2 separate regions of the Homo sapiens genome follow, and region 1 is linked to region 2. A link is a contact called in ENCODE Hi-C or POLR2A ChIA-PET data. All regions are on one chromosome and are shown on one strand. The core of a region is the stretch at or near the end of the contact, and the rest is flanking DNA. Distances in the headings are between cores, read along the strand shown. Region 1 overlaps IQSEC1 (IQ motif and Sec7 domain ArfGEF 1). Region 2 overlaps RAF1 (Raf-1 proto-oncogene, serine/threonine kinase).

Region 1 (5,684 bases), core at 2,810-5,309, 350 kb after region 2:
TAAGGGGTGAGCTGGGATTTGAACACCCACCTGCGAAGCTGTAGCGTCTAAGCAGTGTGCCTGACTGCCCCACTCCCCACTCTTGCAGAATTTATTGAGCATCTAAGTTGTCCCTAGAATACCCAAGGCACTGGTGACAGAGACGAATAAGGAACGGCCCAGCTCCTGGTGGGTCTTCCTGCCTCGTGGCAAGAGTTAAGCCCATGGCTTCTTATCAGTGCTCACAGCCAACTGTACAGTGGATCCCCTGGGAATGGGCTTGTGGGCTGAAATGTGAGTCCCATCCCCACTGCATATTCTACCCTTCCATATTATTGGAGGTTTAAAAAATATTTTTAAGGGCTAGGTGTGGTGGCTCATGCCTGTAATCCCAGTGCTTTGGGAGGCTGAGGTGGAAGGATCACTTGAAGCCAAGAGTTTTGAGGCCAGCCTGGGCAACACAGCGAGACTCCATCTCAAAAATAAATTAACCAGGCATGGTAGTGCTCCAGCTACTCGGGAGGCTGAGGCAAGAGGATTGCTTAAGCCCAGGAGTTCAAGGTTATTGCGAGCTATCATTGCACCACTGCACTCCAGCCTGGGCAACAGAGCAAGACTTTGTCTCTTAAAAACACTTTTTTTTTTTAAAGAGCAGTTAAGGGAAGATAAGATGCTTGTAGTTTTAATATTTAAAAATGCAGTCCCTGAGAAGCCATATACTTTTGTTGTCAGTGCCAGGAGTAGGTCACCTGGCTGGTTGGAAGGCAGGTGAGGAAGTGAGAATGACAAAGGTTTTAGAATCTGTTGGACCTGGGCAAGTCCCACGACTTTTCTGAGACTCATTTGAACTCATCCTTAAAATGGAACTGAAGCTAAAAATTCCCACCCTGCCTCGCTTCCAAGGCTGCTGTGAGAATTAACTATGATAATGTGTGGAAAGCCTGCACAAAATGCACTGTGTAAATATTTTCATTCCCAGGAGCCGTGAAGGAAGATGTCGAACACTTAACTGCATAAAAATTAAAACTATGTAAATGGAATCAAAATACCATAAACAAAGTAAAAAAGACAAATGGTAAACTGAAAAAAAATGTCTGCTGCAGCACATATGACAGAATTTAATTGAGGAAAATGCAATGAAAGTTAATTTCTCTAATACATAAACAGGTCTTTCAAATCGATAGGAAAAAGATGACTAACCCATTAGAAAAAAGAGCAAAGGATATGAACAAGCAGCTCATGGAAAGATCTTCAATCTCACTTGTAATTAAATGTATATTAAAGAAATACAAATCAAAACACAACATGGTTGCCATTTTTTAATCTACCAAGTTGGCAAAAACGAATAAGTTTGCTAATACTTTTGCTGCTAAAGGTGGGAAGAAATGAGCACTCTCAAAAATGCTGTAGGGTGAGGTGCCAGATGGTGCAACCAATCGGGAAGGGTATGGCGAAGCTACTACAGCATGCTAATATAAAAATACAAGGACAGACAACACAGCACTGTGTGTACCAGTAAACAGCGAAAGAAAAGAGCCATCTTCAGGGTCCAGCAGTAGGAGAGGGAGTAACTTCATTAAGATACCCATTACTGGGACTTTGTCCTAGGATGGACAGATCTCCAGGTCATATTTCTACTGAAAAATTCAAGGAACAGAAGACTGTATATCATGATCCTTTTGTGTACAAGTTAAAAGGCTCTATGTAGATGTGTGTGGGAATTTCCTAATTTTCCCAAAGGACACAAATATGCCGAAACAAAAAAACTCTTATTGATGGATACCTTTTGGGAGGACTGAGGGGTGCATGGAATGGATATGTGAGGCGCTTTTACTTTTCATTTTATACTTTTTTGTAATAATTGATTTTTAAAAGGTCAACAGGGGTTATCTGGGCACAAGCTGATGGGCCAATTGAAGTCTCTTCTTGACATGTCTTTATATTTAAACAATCAGGTTTGCAGTGCTTAATGATGGGGATACATTCTGAGAAATGTGTCCTTAGGTGATTTCATCATTGTGAAACCTCATAGAGTGTTCTTACACAACCTAGATGGCACAGCCTACTACACACCTAGGCTATATGGTATGGCCTAGTCCTCCTAGGCTACAAACCTGTTCAGCATATGACTGTACTGAACACTGCAGGCACTTAATCACAATTATTCCCTTGGTTTCCTCCATATACAGTTATTCCAAATCAATAAGAAAAAAACATGAACAACTCAAAATAAAAATGTCCAATTAATTTGACCAGGTAGTAGATATTTGTGTATCTAAACATAACATAGAAAAGGTACGGTAAAAATATGGTATTATCATCTTATGGGACCACCATCATATATGTGGTGTGTCATTGACCGAAATGTCATAATGCACATTACTATAAATGTTTTTAAAGTGAATAAAAATTATTGAAGTATTCTTGTTCCTTAAAGTCCACCAGTGAGGGATTTGTTAAACAGATTATAATTAAGACACATCCATATGATGGAAGCCTATGCAGCCATCAAAAAGAATGTGGCAGCTCTACGGCCAGGCACAGTGGCTCATACCTGTAATTCCAGCACTTTGGGAGGCCAAGGCAGGTGGATCACTTGAGGCTAGGAGTTCAAGATCAGCCTAGGCAACATGGCAAAACACCGTCTCTACTAAAAACACAAAAATTAGCTGGGTGTGGTGGCATGTGCCTGTAATCCTAGCTACTTAGGAGGCTGAAGTGGGAGGATCACCTGAACCAGGGGAGACTGAGGCTGCACTAAGCTGTGATCACTCCACTGCACTCCAGCCTGGGTGACAGAGTGAGACCCTGTCTCAAAAAAAACAAACAACAAAACAAGACAAAAACAACAACAAAAAAGTGGCATCTCTACATGGACTGATATGATAAGGAACAATCCCCAAGATATTTTGGTAGGTGCAATAAAGGATGTAGGGTATGTTACTTTTTATGTAAGAAAGAGGGAGTAAGCCAGGTGTGGCAACTCTTACCTGTAATCCCAGCTGCTCAGGACGATGAAGTGGGAGGATCACTTGAGGCCAAGAGTTCAAGAGCAGCCTGGGTTAATGTAGCAAGGGTCCCTCTTAAAAAAATTTTTTTTAAATAAAAATAAAAATCTGGAATTAAAAAAAAAGAGGGGGTATAGAATATCTGCTGGTACCTGCATATGTTGTCTCTGACAAAGATGCTCAAGAAACTGGTACATGGTTTTGCCATGTTGCCATGCCCTGGGGAAGGTTCTGGGTGATGACCGAGGGTGAACTGTGGAGACAGTGGGGATGGAGAGCTGCCTGCTACACTTCCTGCTTTGTGGGCAGCTATAAAGTGGGGGGTCGGGGGGCAGGATCAAGGCCAAGGCTGATCTCTGGGTAGGTTGAGTGGTTTTGTTTCCCAACATGAAGCTTTGCCCCCCTAGACGTCTTCGTGCCCTGGGGGATGGAGTGGAAAGGAGACTGGCTTTTCACTGAAATGTTTCATTTAAGTATTTTTTGCATGTATTACTACATGCATGTATTACTGTTTGTAAAATATTATGTTTAAAACTAATTTCTGAGTGGGGAGCTGAGAAGCCTGATTTCTAAGAGCCTGCTGTGGCACTCAGGATGACTCCCCGTGTGACTTCAGGAAGGCAGGTGTCCCTTCTGAGCCTCAAGGTCCCCTCTATCAAGAAGCATAAGACGAGTACTAAGACTCCTTACAACTCTGATGCCATACCAGCTCCAGAACCTTCTCCCTGGAAGAGCCACTTAGATATGGAATGGCTGCTGGGGAGGTAGGGACTCCCTGTCCTTGGGCTCATGGGAGCAGGGCTGAGGGTAAACTGCCTTGCATGACTTCTAAAATCCCTCCCAGCTCGGCAGTGTGCTGTTCCTTCTTCATTCTCCCATTCCCAGTGCCCTGCCTGGAAACTCTTAGTTCATATTTCCTCTCTAGGTTACCCCTGGCAATGGTCTCGTCTGTCTGGGTTGGAGGTCAGTCCTGTGGTGTGGGGACAGATGACACAGCACTGGGCGCCCACGTGGGGCGGGGACATCTAGGGGAACAAAGCGTCATGTTGGGAAACAAAACCGCTCACCCCACCCAGAGATTAGCCTTGGCCTCCGTCCCGCCCCCTGCACTTTATAGCTGTCCACAAAGCAGGAAGTATAGCAGGCAACTCTCAGTTCCCATTGTCTCTGCAGTTCACCATCGGTCATTACCCAGAACCTTCTGTGACTCCCTACTGCCCACCAAACCAGGTAGACACTCTTCAGGGGACATTCAAGCTCCTGTACTTTCTGGCCTCAATTTGTCCCTTCTAGCTCTTCACTCTGTCCATTATTGTCCCTTATCAAAGTAATTTTCAACAATACACATTCGATCACATCCCTTCCCTGCTCTAAACGCTTCTGTAGCTCCTATGTCCTGTGTAATAAAGTCCAAGCTCCTTAGGAACTAGCATTTGCCTCCCTGCTTAGCTCTATCTTCAACTATGTCTCTCAAAATTAGGCTAAACCTAATGCTTTTCAAGCACACTGTACTATTTCATATCATTGTGTATTAGCACATACTATTCCCTTGGTTTCCTCCATATATAAAGAGTTATTCCAAATCAATCAAAAACAAAAAAAATGAACAACTCAAAATAAAAATGTCCAATCAATTTGACCAGGTAGTTCAGTGAAAAAGAAATACAAATGGCCTGTAAACATTCAAAAAGATGTACGACCTTACACAGAAACACAAATCAAATGATAATCTCATTTTCATCCATCAAATGGGCAAAAATTCATAGAAAGCTCATGTCTCTTTGTATATTAGCTGAAGTCCAAACCCATCCTTTAAATCCAGCTCTAAAAATGTCACCTCCTCTAGACGTCATCTTCTTGGCTCCCACAGTGTCCTGTACATCTTGAGACAGTGGGGCCAGGTACAGAGCAGAAATTCTATAGATGTTAGCTATTATTAATAAAAATAACAGCTACCATGCTGTTCTGTGGTCATCAGCTAATGGTTCTGTCCACCTGCCCAGAAGGTCCCTGAAAGCAGGAATAGAGTCTGCTTCATCACTGCTTTACTAGGACGAGCACAGGGCCTGCTACAGAGCCATGCCCTGTAAGCAGACAGGTGAGGTATATGCAGCAGAGGGAAGGCTGAAGCCAGGAGCCAGCCCTCAAGGGCTGCCCTGCTGGGGAGAGTAGGCACTGTGGAGGGGAGGGCTGAAGGAGGGCCAGTTGGTGGGCACAGCCCCAGGCTTGCAATAAACACAACTTCCATGAACTGGTACCCACTTTGTGTCAGAGAGCACTGTGCCAGATACTTTATCCAAACTATCTCTATTCCTGCAGATTCTTTGAGATGGGTGGTGTGCCCTCCATTTTACAGGTGAGAAAACAGAGGCTCAGGAATGGGGAGTGACTTACCCAAGTGAGTCTTTTTTTTTTTTTTTTTTTTGAGACAGAGGCGTGTGCTGTCACTCAGGCTGGAGTACAGTGGCTCGACTTTGGCTCCCTGCAACCTCTACCTCCTGGGTTCAAGCAATTCTCCTGCCTCAGGCCTCCCAAGTAGCTGGGATTACAGGTGCTTGCCACAATGCCCAGCTTTTTTTTTAAATTTTTTTATTTTTAGTAGAGATGGGGTTTCACCATGTTGGCCAGGCTGGTCTCGAACTCCTGGCCTCAAGTGATCCGCCCACCTCAGTCTCCCAAAGTGTTGGGATTACAGGC
Region 2 (6,339 bases), core at 2,518-5,017:
ATAAACTATAAATTAGACAACAAACTTTCAAAAACCCTGGAAAGGTTTTGCTGGTTTTTTTCAGTTTATCATATCCTGTAAAAAATAAGAAAGCACAACTATGTTCAAGGTGCAAGATTATTAGGGAGCAGCACACATACAAAGTACAATGAAGTAGCTTCGGGACAAGTCAAATCTGGAGAGACTACAATTATTAAAAACTTACTACCTGTACTTAGGGTATCATTTTAAGTGATTTGAATCCTAATATTTTAAGGTACATCTGTCACATTAAAGCTAAATCTGAGGCATAAATGTTTCAGTGAAAATGTTATTTTATCAACGTCTAGAGAAGTAAGCCAAACTAGAACACCCACTTAAGTTTTCTCATGGATTGTACTGCCGCCAACTACTCTCCCAAAAAATGAGATTAGATTCCTTTGGACAGTGGTAAGAATTATCACAATTCTGACTAATGCAGCAAGCTTCTCAGGAGTTAAGTGTACAAGAACTACAAGTCCTAAAACTTCTGTCCAAAAGAGAGTCAAGAAGCAGCTGGACAAACTTAGGGTTAAGGATGACTTTGTTTTGCCCTATCCCTTGGCTCTATCCTTTTGCTTAGCAAGGGCTAGCAGTCAAATCTTCCTATTGCCCTTTCTGAGTAGGGAAACACCCACATGCAATAAACAATGTAAATACTTCAGGCATGGACATTTTTAAGTTTTCTTCAAAAACGCCTTAGCAAATCAATCATTATAATCAGGCACTTTGAAAAACCTCATTTTTGAGTTTTTCCTCAAATACTATATTTCACTCAAAAATATTAAGGCGGCCAGGCGTGGTGGCTCATGGCTATAATCCCAGCACTTTGGGAGGCAGAGATGGGTGGATCACAAGGTCAAGAGAGCCAGACCATCCTGGCCAACATGATGAAACCTCGTCTCTACTAAAGATACAAAATATTAGCTGGGCATGGTGGCACGTGCCTGTAATCCCAGCTACTCGGGAGGCTGAGGCAGAAGAACTGCTTGAACCAGAGAGTTGGAGGTTGCAGTGAGCCAAGAGCGCATCACTGCACTCCAGCCTGGTGACAGAGCGAGACTCAGTCTCAAAAAAAAAAAAAAAAAAAAAAAATAAGGTGGCAGGACAAAAATATCTAAGGTAGCCAGCCTTTTGGTATTAAGGTTTTAAGAGATTCTTAGATCTACCTAAAACCTAACTTCTGAGAACCCAGCAATGCTTTTTGTGTAGTTCCGACTCAAAAAAGTTTACTTAGTCAAGAGAACTCAGAATTTAACACAGCTTTACAATTTATTCAGCTCATCTTTCCATTATCTCACAGAACTGTTAGAATTAAGCAGGCTAAAGCAGGTATTATTCATACTATCCCTTTTTTTGATGAAGAAAAAAAGTAAAATTCAAAAGGTTTAGTGACAATTTAAGAGAAGCAAAATTAAAAATTCAGATACTCAGACTTTACATCTCTTTCCATTATAATACACTGATTTGAATGGTACAATGGGATTTGAAATTTTTATTGTTTAATGATGTTACTATTACCTTTAAAATTTTTGTTTGTTTTTCACAGTTGATCTGTACTTTGAAACCTAGGACTTAATTTTTGGAATACAGTAATGTAGTGGTTAAGAGTTTTAGGCACTGAACTCAGAAAAACCCAGGCTGGAAGTTTAAGAGCTATCTAGAAGAGTTCCTAATTATTGTACTGTACTGTATTTATTTAATCTTTTTTTTGTAGAGGTGGGGTGGGGTGAGGGGGGTGTCTCACTATGTTGCCCAGGCTAGTCTCGAACTCCTGGCCTCAAGCAGCGTCTCAGCTCAGCCTCCCAAAGAGCTGGGATTACAAGGCATGAGCCACTGTGCCTGGCTTATTACATTACTTTTAAATAAATATTGTTTGTAAATAATGCATCAGACCTCTGTGTGGAGGAAAGAAAAAGACTGTATATACCATGTCTTATATATCACAAGCAATTAAAATTTTTCTTCATATTTAAGAGATTTTTACTTCACTTCTAAACAACAAAGGATTTAGCTTAAATTCATTAGAGCAGTCATATTCTTAATGCTTTTTTATAACTTATCCTTTCTTTTTACTCATTAAATAATATACTAATAGATGGTGTATCAAAAATCTAATCTTTGTTTTTTAGAGACGGAGTCTCCCTTTGTCACCTAGGCTGGAAGTGCAGTAGCTTCATCATAGCTCACTGTAGCCTCAAACTCCTGGGCTCAAGCAATCCTCCCACCTCAGCCTCCTGAGTAGCTGGAAAAATATAATCTTTCATTCATGCAGCTAACATTATAATCTACAGCAAATGGATAAAGAATTAAGACAGGCAGAAATATAATAACGATATTACCGGTTTCTTTTAAGTCTTTTTTTTGAGGTGGAGTCTTCCTCTGTCACCCACGCTGGAGTGCAGTGGCACGATCTCAGCTCACTGCAACCTCTGCCTCCAGGTTCAAGTAATTCTCCTACCTCATCCTCCTGAGTGGCTGGGACTACAGGTGCGCACCACCAACGCCCTGCTAATTTTTGTATTTGTCTTTTTTTTTTTTTTGAGACAGAGTCTCACACTATTGCCAGGCCGGAGTGCAATGGCACAATATCGGCTCATTGCAACCTCCACCTCCCGGGTTCACATGATTCTCCTGCCTCAGCCTCCCGAGTAGCTGGGATTATAGGCACACACCACCACACCCGGCTAATTTTTTGTATATTTAGTAGAGACGGGTTTTACTATGTTGGCCAGACTTGTCTCAAACTCCTGACCTCAGGAGCCACCTGCCTCAGCCTCCCAAAACGCTGGGATTACAGGTGTGAGCCACCACGCCCAGCCTAATTTTTGTGATTTTAGTAGAGAAAGGGTTTCAATGTGTTGGCCAGGCTGGTCTCAAACTCCTGACCTCAAATGATCCACCCACCTTGGCCTCCCAAAGTGCTAGGATTACAGGAGTGAGCCACTGTGCCTGGTTTTTAAAGTCATTATTAAAATCTTCATTACCGGCCAGGCGTGGTGGCTCACGCCTGTAATCCCAGCACTTTGGGAGGCCGAGGCGGGCAGATCACGAGGTCAGGAGATCGAGACCATCCTGGCTAACATGGTGAAACCCCGTCTCTACTAAAAATACAAAAAATTAGCCTGGTGTGGTGGCGGGCACCTGCAGTCCCAGCTACTCGGAAGGCTGAGGCAGGAGAATGGCGGGAACCCAGGAGGCGAAGGCTGCAGTGAGCTGAGATCGCGCCACTGCACTCCAGCCTGGGCGACAGAGCGAGACTCCATCTCAAAAAAAAAAAAAAAGAAATTCAGGCCAGGCATGGTGGCTCACCCCTGTAATCTCAGCACTTTGAGAGGTTGAGGCAAGCAGACTGCTTGAGCCTAGAAGCTTGAGACCAGCCTGGACAACATGGAGAAACCCCATCTCTACAAAAAATCAGCCATGCACGGTGTAGCACATGTGTAGTCCCAGCTATTCAAGAGGCTGAAGTGGGAGGATCACCTGAGCCCAGGGAGGTCCAGGTTGCAGTGAGCCATGATTGTGCCACTGCATTCCAGCCTGGGCAACAGAGTGAGACCCTGTCTCAAACAAACAAACAAACAAACAAAACAAATAAATAAATTTTAAGTGGTCACAACACTGGAAAAAAAATAACTTTCACACATAAAAAGTTTCTGCTGAGCAAATATGCTCAAATGTTAGTTTCCTAACCAGTCCAAAAGGGCACTCTCATGCACTGCAAGGTGATGTGTACGTGTCAATATTTTTCGTTTCCTCACTCCTCTTTCTCAATTTCTGACCACAAACTGGTAACTTCATCAGATGACAGCCCAGAATAAACACACATGAAGAAATAAGCCACTCTACTCTTCTAAAAGTTAGCAGGGGCTGTACAAGTTTACAAAACAGACTCCTACATTTTAAAAGTGTAACTTTAAAAATACAAGTTAAAAACGAGCTAGTTCAAAAACAATTATGCTAAAACAAATCAGTTCCACAAATGATACCTGGAGCCAACTTTATTTTTAACTCTCACCACAAATAAGCTTAAATTATTTTCATTTTAAATCACATTGTCTGGACTCTTTTTTAACCCGAGTTTTTCTTTTCACCTTCAAATCAGTCATTGTTTTCTTCATCTAGTCAGCAACTGCTGATTTTTAAAATAAACAGATGTGTATTCAAAGTACACCATTAACACAAGTACCAAAACACACAATGTACAAATAAAATATGGTTTAGGAATGATTATTCAGATAGCCAAGTAACAGCGAAGTTAAAAAAAAAAAAAAAAAAGCTACATAATGAAGTAGGAAGGAAGGGGGAAAAAAATCACCTGGAAACACTAACAATTTCCACACTAATTTCTCTTTCATACTAAAGGCATTAATTTTCACAGTAAATCTTGCATATTCAACAAGTGGTTAAAAAAAATTAGCCCTCCTCAAAGATAAGGACACAGAATATAAGTGAATCATTCATTCTACACACTGGCATCACTCATTTGGCAGAGGAGATGTGTCCTCAAGAGAAGAGGTATTCCCCCAAGTTTACATCTTACCAAAGCAGTTTCAAGAAGTAACCATCTATATTAGCCGGATGTGGTGGTGCACACCTGTATTCCCTACTCAGATGGCTGAGGCACGAGAATCATGTGAACCCAGGAAGCAGAGGTGGCTGTGAGCCGAGATCGCACCACTGTCCTCCAGCCTGAGTGACAGAGTGAGATTCTGCTTCAAAAAAAAAAAAGTAACCATCTGATTCAGCCAGCTCCCCTACACTTCCTTCTGGAGTCAATGGCTTTCAAATAGAAAAATTCCCATCGGCCGGATGCGGTGGCTCACGCCTGTAATCCCAGCACTTTAGGAGGCCGACGTGGGCGGATCACCTGAGGTCGGGAGTTCAAGACCAGCCTGACCAACATGGAGAAACCCAGTCTCTACTAAAAATACAAAATTACCCAGGCGTGGTGGCACATGCCTGTAATGCCAGCTACTTGGGAGGCTGAGGCAGGAGAATTGCTGGAACACAGGAGGCAGAGGTTGCAGTGAGCCAAGATCACGCCATTGCACTCCAGCCTGGGTAACAAGAGCAAAACTCAGTCTCAGAAAAAAAGAAAGAAAGAAAAGAAAAAGAAAAATTCCCTAGTCTTTAGTGGTGCGCTCAATAGTAAACTTTAACAACTTCTAAGAGTTACAGTAAGACACCTGTAAAACTGATAATATCATTTGTTCTTCAGAAATTACTTTTAACCAACTTTTCAATAATAATTTTCTCAAAAGAAAGACATGTTTAAAATTTTTCCCTGGCCAGGCATGGTGGTTCATGCCTGTAATCTCAGTAATTTGGGAAATCAAAGCAGTAGAATGGCTTGAGCCAAGGAGTTCAAGACCACCCTGGTCAACAGAGTGACACCTCATCTTTATAAAAATAAAACAAAATTAGCTGGGCATGGTGACACATGCCTCTAGTCTCAGCTACTAAGGAGGCTGAGGCGGGAGGATCACTTGAGCACAGGAGTTTGAGGCTGCAGTGAGCTATGATCGTGCCACTGCACTCCAGCATGGGGGCCAGAGACTGTCACACACACACACACACACACACACACACACAGTTTTCACTGTTAGTTACACCATTAATTCATTAAAGCTCTAAATTATACCCTGCTATTTTGCCAGAGGATAAAATAGTAAATGAAACACAAAAATATAACCTAGGGTCAGGCTCACACCTGTAATCTCAACACTTTGGGAGGCCGAGGTGGGAGGAGTGCTTGAGCCCAGGAATTCCAGATCAGCCTGGGCAACTGAGGGGGAACATCAACTCTACAAAAAAATTGTTTTTAATTAGCTGGGCAGCCAGGCACAGTGGCTCATGCCTGTAATCCCAGCACTTTGGGAGGCCGAGGCAGGCAGATCACCAGGTCAGGAGTTCGCGACCAGTCTGGCCAACATAGTGAAACCCCATCTCTACTAAAAATACAAAAAATTAGCCAGGTGTGGTGATGGGCGCCTGTAATCCCAGCTACTCGGGAGGCTGAGGCAGGAGAACTGCATGAACCCAGGAGGCGGAGGTCGCATTGAGCCAAGATCACGCCATTGCACTCCAGCCCGGGAGACAGTGCGAGACTCCATCTCAAAAAAAAAAAAAAAAAAAAAAAAAAAAATTTAATCAGGCATGGTAGTCATGCCTACAGTCCCAGCTACTCAGGAGGCTAAGATAGAAGGATTGTCTGAGCCCAGGAGGTCGAGGCTGGAGTGAGCCGTGACTGCATCACTGCACTCTAGCCTGGGTGACAAAATGAAACCCCATCTCAAAAAAGAAAATATAACCTACATA

The links. Hi-C counts contacts between places; a loop is a spot of excess contacts on that map. ChIA-PET counts read pairs that join two places held with the same protein, here RNA polymerase II (POLR2A). Pooled maps may share reads with other maps.
Region 1: a pooled map shows a loop between it and region 2 (3-fold over the local background). The contact joins two enhancer-like sites. A Hi-C loop is called at or near these places in 1 of 37 single-sample maps with no recorded cell type and 2 of 50 pooled maps. POLR2A ChIA-PET finds 5 or more read pairs at or near these places in 1 of 52 experiments (WTC11).

What each region holds. Positions count from the first base shown.
Region 1 is chr3:12,995,557-13,001,240 of GRCh38, forward strand. The region is part of intron 1 of IQSEC1 (IQ motif and Sec7 domain ArfGEF 1); the gene reads right to left. Among named protein-coding and RNA genes, the nearest start is that of IQSEC1, 75 kb to the right of the region's middle. RefSeq lists a silencer at 5,673-5,684. Within about 2 kb of position 4,060, at least 17 of the 41 ENCODE cell types and tissues checked have a DNase peak (open chromatin) inside an H3K27ac peak, as active enhancers do.
Region 2 is chr3:12,644,009-12,650,347 of GRCh38, forward strand. All of the region lies in intron 1 of RAF1 (Raf-1 proto-oncogene, serine/threonine kinase), which reads right to left. Among named protein-coding and RNA genes, the nearest start is that of RAF1, 17 kb to the right of the region's middle. RefSeq lists an enhancer at 4,720-4,769. Within about 2 kb of position 3,768, at least 5 of the 41 ENCODE cell types and tissues checked have a DNase peak (open chromatin) inside an H3K27ac peak, as active enhancers do.